Regions from separate parts of the Homo sapiens genome. Here region 2 is linked to region 1. The links are chromatin loops, found by intact Hi-C in ENCODE. Cell type or tissue: GM12878. All regions are shown on one strand.

Region 1 (5,000 bases):
TTAAAACACTCTTGCACAAAAGCAACTTAATTTTCTTAAGAGGAGAGGACACCTGATTCAATTTAGCACCCAGAAAACAGTAACTTGAATATATTTTTTTCCTTACCTGAATTGAGATGAATAGTTACAAACAAGGATAGCAACCCCCTATTCACCTCAAGATTTAGAATATTAAATAATTTTTTCCACTGGTGTCAAGAAATGAACCTGTAGAAATAGGCAAGAAATGTAGCTTGCTCCTCATGTCAAACATTCACTCTTAACTTGAAGATTGTATATTTATATATATATATATACACACACACACATTGTATATATCTATAAATCTATATCTGTATATAGTATACATACTTCTGTTAATTCCTGTAATATTTTAAAACAAAGAATTAAAATTAATCTTTCTTTAAATTGGTGAATGCTTTGCAGCAGTATTAAGTCTTCATTTAGCTTTCTTTGTTGAGAGAAAATATTCAGTAATGGTTTAAGTAATATTCAGTAATTTAAGTAATGGTACTTAAAAAATACAATGATATATATAAAAATGGTATCACATTAAAAGTGCCCTCTTAATATTGAGCGTAGTGTATAAATCCGCATTTTGATTGATATCCTGAATATGTTTACTTTTCTGTGGTATGTTGTAGTAATACTTAAATATGACATAGAAATGTAGAATTCAAATTTTTCTTGTAATGAGGGCTCTTCAGTGAAAATAGTGGTAATTAAGTAGTCAATAGTAAAACTAGCAACTAAGTTGCATAAGAGAAAGTCAATCATAATTGGCTTTGAAAGAAGCAATAAATATTTCTTATTTTTTTGACTTTTTATAGCACTTTAGAAAGTGCCTTACAGATAGAATGAAAATGTTTTGTGTTTTCATATTTAATTGAAGATCAAGTATTGGAATTCAGTCTTTGATGTTTTAGTCTTCATGTGTTTTTAAAACTGAATCTATGCTTAGGGAGAAAATAAATATTAAGGCTGTTTCTCCTTCCTGCGAATCAAAGCCTGATGGGATATAAATTCACATAGTTGAAGAACTTTTCTAGGGTAAGGCAATTTAGCTTTGACCTCCAACAATTGTGGCCAATAGTCAGTTTTCTCTTCCTTATTTTCAATGATGTCATATGCAATAGGAACAAGAGATTATACTAAATAAGATTTAATGTGCCTACTCAAGCTCATATTTTAGAGGAAATAGTTTTTTATTTATCTGATCTGCCGGAGTAGTCCTTTATTATTTTTTCCTTGTTTAGGAACATGGTGGTGTCAGGCTTCAAGTACCAGAAAATTAGACTAAAAGTGGCTTTAGCAAGGAGGGACTTATTTTTCTCATATACCAAGATGCCTGGAGGTAGAGGCTGCTGGCGTTTATTCTGCGGCTCAGTGACATTAGAGTGGCTATCTCTCCAGTGCTCTTATGGATGCAAGATAGCTTTTGCTGCTCTCGGCAGGAAGAAGTGTCAGTACCAGAAACTAACCTCCCTCCCTAAGCCCCCACCATCAAGCATATATCACTTTTTATCTCATTGGCCAGAACTTTGCTGCATGGAAATCCCTAGCTTTTCTTTTGTCTTATCTTAAGGTGTGTAACTTCTATCTAAGGTGTGTAACTTCTATACCTAATTTGTTGAGAATTTTTATCATGAAGAGATGTCGAATTTTATGAAATGCATTTTCTGCATCTATTGAGGTAATCATGTGGTTTTTGTCCCTCATTCTATTGATGTGGTGTGCCACATGTATTGATTTGCATGTGTTGAACCATCCTTGCATCCCTAGGATAAATCCCAGTTGATCATGGTGTACTATTGTTTTGATGTGCTGTTGGATTCCATTTGCTAGGATGTTGTTGAGGATTTTTGCATCTGTGTTCATCAGGGATATTAGCCTGTAGTTTTCTTTTTGTGTTGTGTCCTTGTCTGGTTTGGTATCAGGGTAATGCTGACCTCATAGAATGAATTAGGAAGGATTCCTTCCTCTTCAGTTTTTTTTTGGGTAGTTTGAGAAGAATTGGTAATAGTTCTTTAAAAGTGTGGTAGAATTCAGCAGTGAAGCCAGCTGGTCCTGGTTTTTTTTTGTTTTTTTTTTTTTTTTTTTGGTGGGAGACTTCTGATTCAGCCTTGTTACTCGCTGTTGGTCTGTTCGGGTTTTCTATTTTAGCTTCTCCTTTTTTATATGTACTTTTTCTGTCTTGCTTAAAAAACTGCTTTTCTTTCTGAGGGCATAAAGATAGTTTCATATTTTCTTCTAAAAGTGTTAAAGTTTTGCCTTCCACATCTAGATCTTTAATCTGTCTGGTTTTTTTTTTCTTTAGTATATTGTAAAAAATCCAGTTGCTTCCCTTTTCCTCGCTGCTTTTATGATACTCTTGTCATACAGCTTTCTCACATTGTTTAAAATTTTTTATTGTTAACATTTCTTCAGTGGAGGTTGTGTTATCTGGTAATCCACTCTGTTCTGGGTTATTGAAGTGACCCCAAAGAGAAGTTTCACTTTTGCTTCTTTCAAGGACTTAGAAGTTCCACTGCCCCTTCATCTGTTTTGTCATTTCTTTCTTTAAATAAATTGTTAGTTTGAAATTCATGAGTCATGTAGGTAGTGTAAATTCAGTCCTTACACCCACCTTTGATACAGACCTTATACTACTTTCTTAAATTTGTAAGTAGAGTTTTCCAGTTGCTTTTACACAGTGCTGGCAGTCCTTCTAGCCTTCCACTCTGCTTTCTGCAGATGTCTCATTTCCAGTTCTCCACCCTTTGCAGGCCAAAGCCTGTGCTTCTCATTTCTTCATGGGCATGAGTGCAGCATCAACTCATATGCTTTACTACTCTGGCTTTGACTAATTTCTATATGTTTAATGCAATTGTCCCATGGTATCTGTGGGGTATTGGTTCTAGGACTCTCCAGGAACACCAAAATCTACAGATGTTCAAGTCCCTGATATACAATGACATTTATATATATAAATGCACATCTTCCTGTATACTTTGTCTTCTCTAGATTACATAGAATACCTAACATATGATGTAAATGCTGTGTAAGAAGTTGTACACTGGATTGCTTAGGGAATAACAACAAGAAAAAAAGTATGTACACATTCAGTACAGATGCAACCATCTTTTTTCTTCTTTTTTGAATATAGTATTTTTGATCTGTGGTTGGTTGAATCCACAGATGCAGAACCCACAGATACAGAGGGCTAACTACCTGTTTTTTGTTTGTTTGTTTGTTTTAGCTCAGCTATATATTTAAAAGGTAGTGTTGTTATTATAATATTTTTATTGAATGGTGTGAATGTAAGGATTATATACCTGAAATGCCTTCTCCCATATTTCTGTTCCCCATTCCCACCCCTCCTTTGATGACATCTCTGTCAATCTCATGGTTTTCTGGTCACTTTTGATTACAAAAATAGTCATATCTTTGGTAATTAGGATTAATTTCTAGCTATTAAATAACCCAGGGCATTCTAGTTTGAAACTTTAAATTCCCTTCTTTCCCAAGTGAGGCCAAACCTACGTTTTTAAAACATAGGAAGTTATACTTTTAATTAATGAATATATAAACATGATAAGAATTTAAAAATAGGGCCCATGGAGAAGAGGGCATGGTCTGTTTCACTGTTTTTGTTGTTGTTGTTGTGGTGGTGGTGGTGGTGGTGGTTTGTGTTTTTATTTTTTTAAAGCTTCTCACCTTTTCTACTTCCAACCACTTCAGAGGAGAAATGAATGAGAGAGAACAGGATGGGGTCTTAGCTTATCGATACTGTCACACTGTGGCCCTCAATGCCCTCTGTCATAGCAGGGGTCTACACGCTATCTCTTTTTGCTGGACAGGTTAGGGGAGAGGGTTGTTCAGAATACACTTCCAACCCCTGCTCCTCTTGTTCCTTCAGCCTCTTGTTGGTGGAGTCTCTTCTTGGGTGTGGTCTCTCAAACTGAATTAAGTTCAGTGGCATCTTCTTGGCTCATTTGGAATTGGCAGACCCATGCCTCATCACAGAATTTAGATATACTTTGTCCAACTGCTTACTGTCTCTCCTTGCCCTACCATTGTGGTCTGTTCTAGGCAGCCCCTCACCTTTGCTGTTTCTAGTCAGGAAGCAAGTATTTATTTCTGGTTCACTTATATACCCTCCCTATCCCTGTCACCCAGTGGGAAATGCACTGGGTGAGAATGTTCCTAAGAACTCTTACAGGGTGTATCCGATGCTCCTGTGGTGGCCCAGTGTGGAATTTGTCCTCTCACTAAACATCCAGCATGGAACAGAGATGCTATTCTAATTTCTTTGCTGTTTGTTCTAGCACAGTTTCTTCATTTGTAGATATCACCCTCTACCCCAACTTGAGAGGTGTGGTGAACAGAGCAGCTTTCTCCTGTAGAGAAGGAGGAAAACAATTTCATTTTATCAATCTCCTCTGGAATTTCTGGTCTTCACCTATACAGCCTGCATGTGAAGTGGTCCCTGACCCACTTTTGGTGTCTTTTTTATAAATACCAAGGTATGTGTCTGGCATCTTACTTTTGAATGCAGGATTCTTCTCCCAAGTTTGGTATTCTCCTAAGGGTATTCTCCTAGGCTTGAAACATCATTAGAAATTCTGAGATAACCATAAATATCCCGTTTTTACATTTTGGTAAACATTTCTATGTATTTTGACTAAGAATCAGGTACTCAAAAGCACAAGCTAGAAGTTTAATACATTAACTTGCCATAAATTATTCATACTCAATGTAAATAATGGATTTTACCTTTTTTTTATTTAGTAACCTCATAAGGGAAGGAAAAAGAGGGGTGTTGGACCAGCATTATGAAAATTTTTGATATAATGTCATAAGAGAAGACTTGGGTAGGAGTCAGCAGTGTACATATATTTGAAATGCATTTATAAAAGGGATGAGACATATTTATGTAACTCCAGAGCACAGAACATGGTCCAGTGCATGGCAGTTATGAGAAGTTATAGATTTCAGGCTTATGGTAGGCTTAAGGTAGA
Region 2 (5,000 bases), 100 kb after region 1:
TGGCACTCCCTAGTGAGATGAACCCGGTACCTCAGATGGAAATGCAGAAATCACCCGTCTTCTGCGTCGCTCACGCTGGGAGCTGTAGACGGGAGCTGTTCCTATTCGGCCATCTTGGCTCCTCCCCCTATATATATATTTTTTTTTAATTTCAACTTTTATTTTAGATTTGTGGGGGTACATGTACAGGACTGTTACTAGGGTATATGAAATAATGCTGAGGTTTGGGATATGAATGATCTCATTACCCAGATAGTGAGCATAGTACCCAGTAGGTTTTCAACCCTTGCCTCCCTTCCTTCATCCCTGCTCTATTAGTCCCCAGTGTCTATTGTTGCCATTTTTATGTCCATGAGAACCCAATATCTAGGTTCCGCTTGTAAGTGAGAATGTGCATTAATTTGCTTAGGATAATGGCCTCCAGCTGCATCCATGTTGCTGCAAAGAACATGATTTTGTTCTTTTTATGGCTGCATAGTATTCTATAGTATATAAGTACCACATTTTCTTTATCTAATCCACTGTTGATGAACACCTAGATTGATTCCATGTCTTTACTATTGTGAATAGTGGTGCAGTGAACATGCTTGTGCATGTGTCTTCTTAGTAGAACAATTTATTTTCTTTTGGATGTATGCCCAGTAATGGGATTGGCTGAGTTGAATGGTAGTTCTGCTTTAAGTTCTCTGAGAAGTCTCCAAACTGCTTCCCACAGTGGCTGAAATAATTTACATTCCCACCAACAGTGTACCAGTGTTCCCTTTTCCCTGCAGCTTTACCATCAACTGTTGTTTTTTACTTTAATAATAGCCATTCTGACTGGTGTGAGATGGTGTCTCATTGTGGTTTTGATTTGCATTTCTTTGATAATTGTTGATGTTGAGCATTTTTTTTCATGTATTTTTTGGCTGCTTGTATGTCTTCTTTTGAGAAGTGTCTGTTTAATGGACTATAGTAGTAACAAGTAGTTAATTTGGTAGGTTGTGGGTCTAATTGTAATGTGTTTAAATATGCTGGAATTGTTTACACTAAAACCAGCAAAAATCATTTGAAAAATAAGAGCTGAGAAAACATATTTCAGCATTCATTGGGGTCTGTTTTGCTAAATTACACTCTCAGTGAATGATCAGCAAATTATGCCCATTTTAAATCTAAGAAATAAGGGAATTGATTTGGTTCTCATCTGTTTCAGGCATTTCCTAATGTCTCAGCATTGATTTTTAAATATGCTTTCAATTTTATAGAATTTGGTTGACTAATATGGCACGGGATCTAACCTGTATAGTAATGACAAAGTGCGACTGTTACACACTCTTTAAAGTAATAGAAAATTATTATATCTTTGGCTATCTCACAATATTTACATGTCAAGTAAATTATTTTATAAAAATCAGGCATTAAAAATTCTACCCAGAAAGTGTTGAACAATGAAGATATACATTCAAGAATGTGTGGTTCAGGAAAATTTACATAAATTTAAATGATACGTTTTTATGTACTGTAGTTTTCTCCAGAAGAAATCTGTATGCTTTCTGAAAACATGACTCTTAGATGTTTAAAAGCTTGTCAAATACCCTACAGGAAAGGTAATAAAGTCATTTTACTTAAAGCAAATCATTTTTTCAAATTTCCTCAAGCACATTTATGTAGGTACTGAGAGAGAACAGGAGTTCTTTTACACGTTTTAAATACACAGCACACCAGCTGCTACCCCAGCTATCCACTAGAGAAAGGGAGAATAACTAAATTTCTGTAGCAATGTGTAAAACTAAATTTATTGAAATCCCAGTGAAAGCTTTTGCTGTGTTTGGTATAATAGGGAAAATTCCATAAGATATCTTAGATTGCATTTTCTTCATGTTAATCTTTATAGTCCTTGTGCTCCCAGGTCAGTTTGTAAACATACTTCATTCATTTAGAATGAAAACTCTCACCTCAGAAGCCAACGAGGTTTGGTAATTACAGAACATTTTATTTCAAATAACGTGACTACTCCTTGTTGTAAACACTGGATCCATTGAATTTGGTTCAGAGAGGTTAGAGCTTGGTGACCCCCATTAGTTATTTTTCCTGGAATATATAAGAAATGAATTTGTATTCTAAAGTGTGTGGTTTTGATGTGCTGATGTCAGCCTTTCTTGTGTCTATATCCAATGCTTTCTCTTAGTTATATTTCTGGTTTCAAGTGCTTTTTTAAAATTTATTTTTCATTTATTATAAGAAGCCAATGTATGTATTGAGGATTACTCATATTTTCTTTCATTTTCTTCCTCTTTTCACCTATCCTGTGTTTTCTAAAAGTAGATAGAATCAAGTGTTTTTGTTCCTCTTAAGAAATCCCTGACAGGCCCATGACACTGGCTACTGCTGTAGCTGTACATTTCTATACATAATTGATGACTTGGGGCTAAGCAGACAGCACCAGTACACAAACAATATAGATTACTATACAGTGAGGGTTTTTAGTCTTTGAATTTTCCATTTTTGCATAGAAATAACTCCTTGCTAAGTAAGAAAAATTTCAGAAGGAATAAGTTCACTATAGTAATACATATTCTTCAGAGAACAAAGCATTTGCCAGCCATAGAAGATTTGGACAGTCTTAAGATTCTAACTTTACAATCCTGTCCTCCACTCCAGCCATGTCTCAACTTAGCAGCACTGGTAACATTCGGTTTTGCTGACATTTTGGTTACTAGTAAAATTTTTAAAAAACAAAGTTTTAGCACTGAGGAAAGTTAAATTTCCAAAGAGCACTTTTTGAGGTATTTCATAATCTCATTGCCCTTTCTGTGTCTTTGATTTCCTGGAAGATGAGAAGGCTGGTAGATATAACTGGTTATCTTTTCATGAAGCTTCTGTGAGAGATTGGTGCCATGGGAATGGTGTTTATTATGTCCCATTCACTATGCCCTGCCTTTCTTTTCCTCTAAGCACCACGAACACACTTCCTTGTCTACAGGCCTTTCACACATGCTGTTCTGACCCCCACCATTCCCTAAACCATTTTTAGGTGCCTTCCACCTCTACCCTTCTCTGGGCCATTCTTACTGATCATTTGGGTCTTAGTTTAGATGTTACATCTTTTGAAACCCCTCGCTCAGTTGGGTGAGGTAAGCAGCCTTTCCTTAACCCCATTATCTGGCCTTTACCTTTTTAGTTTGCTGCAACTAGACCGTAAGATCTTTTAGGATAGAGACCAGGCCACCTTTATCTTTGTTTCCCCCCTCCTCTTGGGTATGCCTATCATAGAGTAGGTATCCAAAAATTATTTGTTGAATGAAATCACAAAGATCCTAATAATATAAAATTGACTTGAAACATAAAAATAATGATATGGCTTGCTAGGTTTTAGATGATAAATTGTTCGAATTTATAGGTTTCCTGGATCTTTGTTTTTCATATTGTGATATATTCTTAAGCATGCTGTGATAATAGAAAAAATAGATTACAATTATGTTACACATTTAAATACTCATGAAACTGTTTTGTAATTTCAAATGACCAACTTAATAGAAATAAAATTAGTTGAAAAATAAATATAGCTGAAAAGTTATAATTGAAATTAAACCGAGTTGAAAAGGGAGACATGTATCTATGTAATTCTGAAACTTAAGGCTCATAGCTTTATTTTGATTCACTTTCTTTTTCAAAAATAGAATTTCTCAGAAGATCAAAGGTTTTCTGAATCCTAACATGTACTATCTAGTTCTAGATATCCAGAAGAGGACATTGTTTTTGTCATTGTTTCTTGGGCTGCCCTCATACCTTCAGAAAATACATTACACATATTGCACATATATGTATTTTTCTGTTATAACCAATGAAACATAAAAAGCTACCAAAGCTCTCACATGAAACTGCTGTTTGTTGTTTTTTGTTGTTGTTGTTTTCTTAATACTAGTTAATTTCAGAACTTATTCCACACAGTTCCCCAATAGAGTTGGTCATCAGTTTGTACCTTAGCTTCCTAGTTTATAAATCAGTCATTGATTTCTATGAGGAATAATTTTGAATTCCAACCTTATAAATGGAGATTGGGCCCATAAATGCTTTTTCATCCATAAGACAACTGAACTACAGTATAGAGTTGTGGGTGCTAAAATCAAACTGTTGGAGTCCAAATCCTGACCTCAAAAATTACAGCTTGACCTTGGGCAAATTAGCTAACCTCTGTGTGCATTGGTTTCTTCATCTGTAAATGGGGATGATAATTGTGCTTATCTATTGGCTTCTTTTCAAAATTATGTCACACTTGCAAAGTGCAAGAACAGTATCTAGGAGGAATGCTTAATAAATAATACCTATTATTCATGTATTTATTCATTCAAAAATATTAAATGGGCCCCTATTATGTCCCAAGCATTTCACTAGGTATGGGAAATACAAGATAGAGTAAAAATAAGCATGGTCCCTTTCCTCATAAAGCTTATAGCCTAGTGAAGGAGACGCAGGCATTAATGAAATAATCACACAAATAAATGTAAAATTACAACTGTGATGCATGCCATAAAGCAGATCTATAGTGCCATAAGAGTGCATATTTAGGGGGAATCTATAATGGCAGAAAGACTTCCTTGATAACTGAAGGAAGCTGATGTCTGCAGGTTGAAAGTGAATATAGCCCGGTCAAGGAATAGACCAAGGGCCCTGTGGCTAGCGTATAGAGAGCCAGGTGGAGAATGGAAAAAGATGGAAATGTAGGCAGGAGCAGATAATACAGAATGTTGTAGACCACAGTTATAATATTCGTCCTTAAAGACCAGTGGGAAACTAATGAAGGATTGCATTTCAATGTGGAAACTGTGTTGTAGTCTCCCAGAGCATAAGAGGTAAGAGAAGGTAGAGAAAAATGACCCCTTCCTAGATGTAGCATTGGTCTCAGGCTAAATTTAGAAACGAGCATTTGCCATTGCACTCTTGACTCCCTCTCTGTTCCTTCTACCTGGGTCATTCCACCTGAGCCTGTGGTTCCCACGTCACTGTTTATCCCTCTGCAT

What was found. Peaks named below come from ENCODE experiments on the same cell type or tissue, not always from the same donor. Only the 100,000 strongest peaks of a DNase experiment are listed, where the experiment ranks them.
Region 2: it touches region 1 in a loop (2.2-fold over the local background); 2 of 110 quality-filtered maps call a loop at or near these places.

The regions. Positions count from the first base shown.
Region 1 is chr4:146,448,332-146,453,331 of GRCh38, reverse strand. All of the region lies in intron 4 of SLC10A7 (solute carrier family 10 member 7), which reads left to right. Among named protein-coding and RNA genes, the nearest start is that of MIR7849, 42 kb to the right of the region's middle. RefSeq lists an enhancer at 2,455-2,504. In GM12878, no CTCF peak of the experiment used is centred here; a DNase peak (open chromatin) is centred at 2,517; H3K4me3 peaks cover 932 bases; H3K27ac peaks cover 1,213 bases.
Region 2 is chr4:146,345,147-146,350,146 of GRCh38, reverse strand. All of the region lies in intron 5 of SLC10A7 (solute carrier family 10 member 7), which reads left to right. Among named protein-coding and RNA genes, the nearest start is that of MIR7849, 61 kb to the left of the region's middle. RefSeq lists enhancers at 22-81, 92-141. In GM12878, no CTCF peak of the experiment used is centred here; no DNase peak of the experiment used is centred here.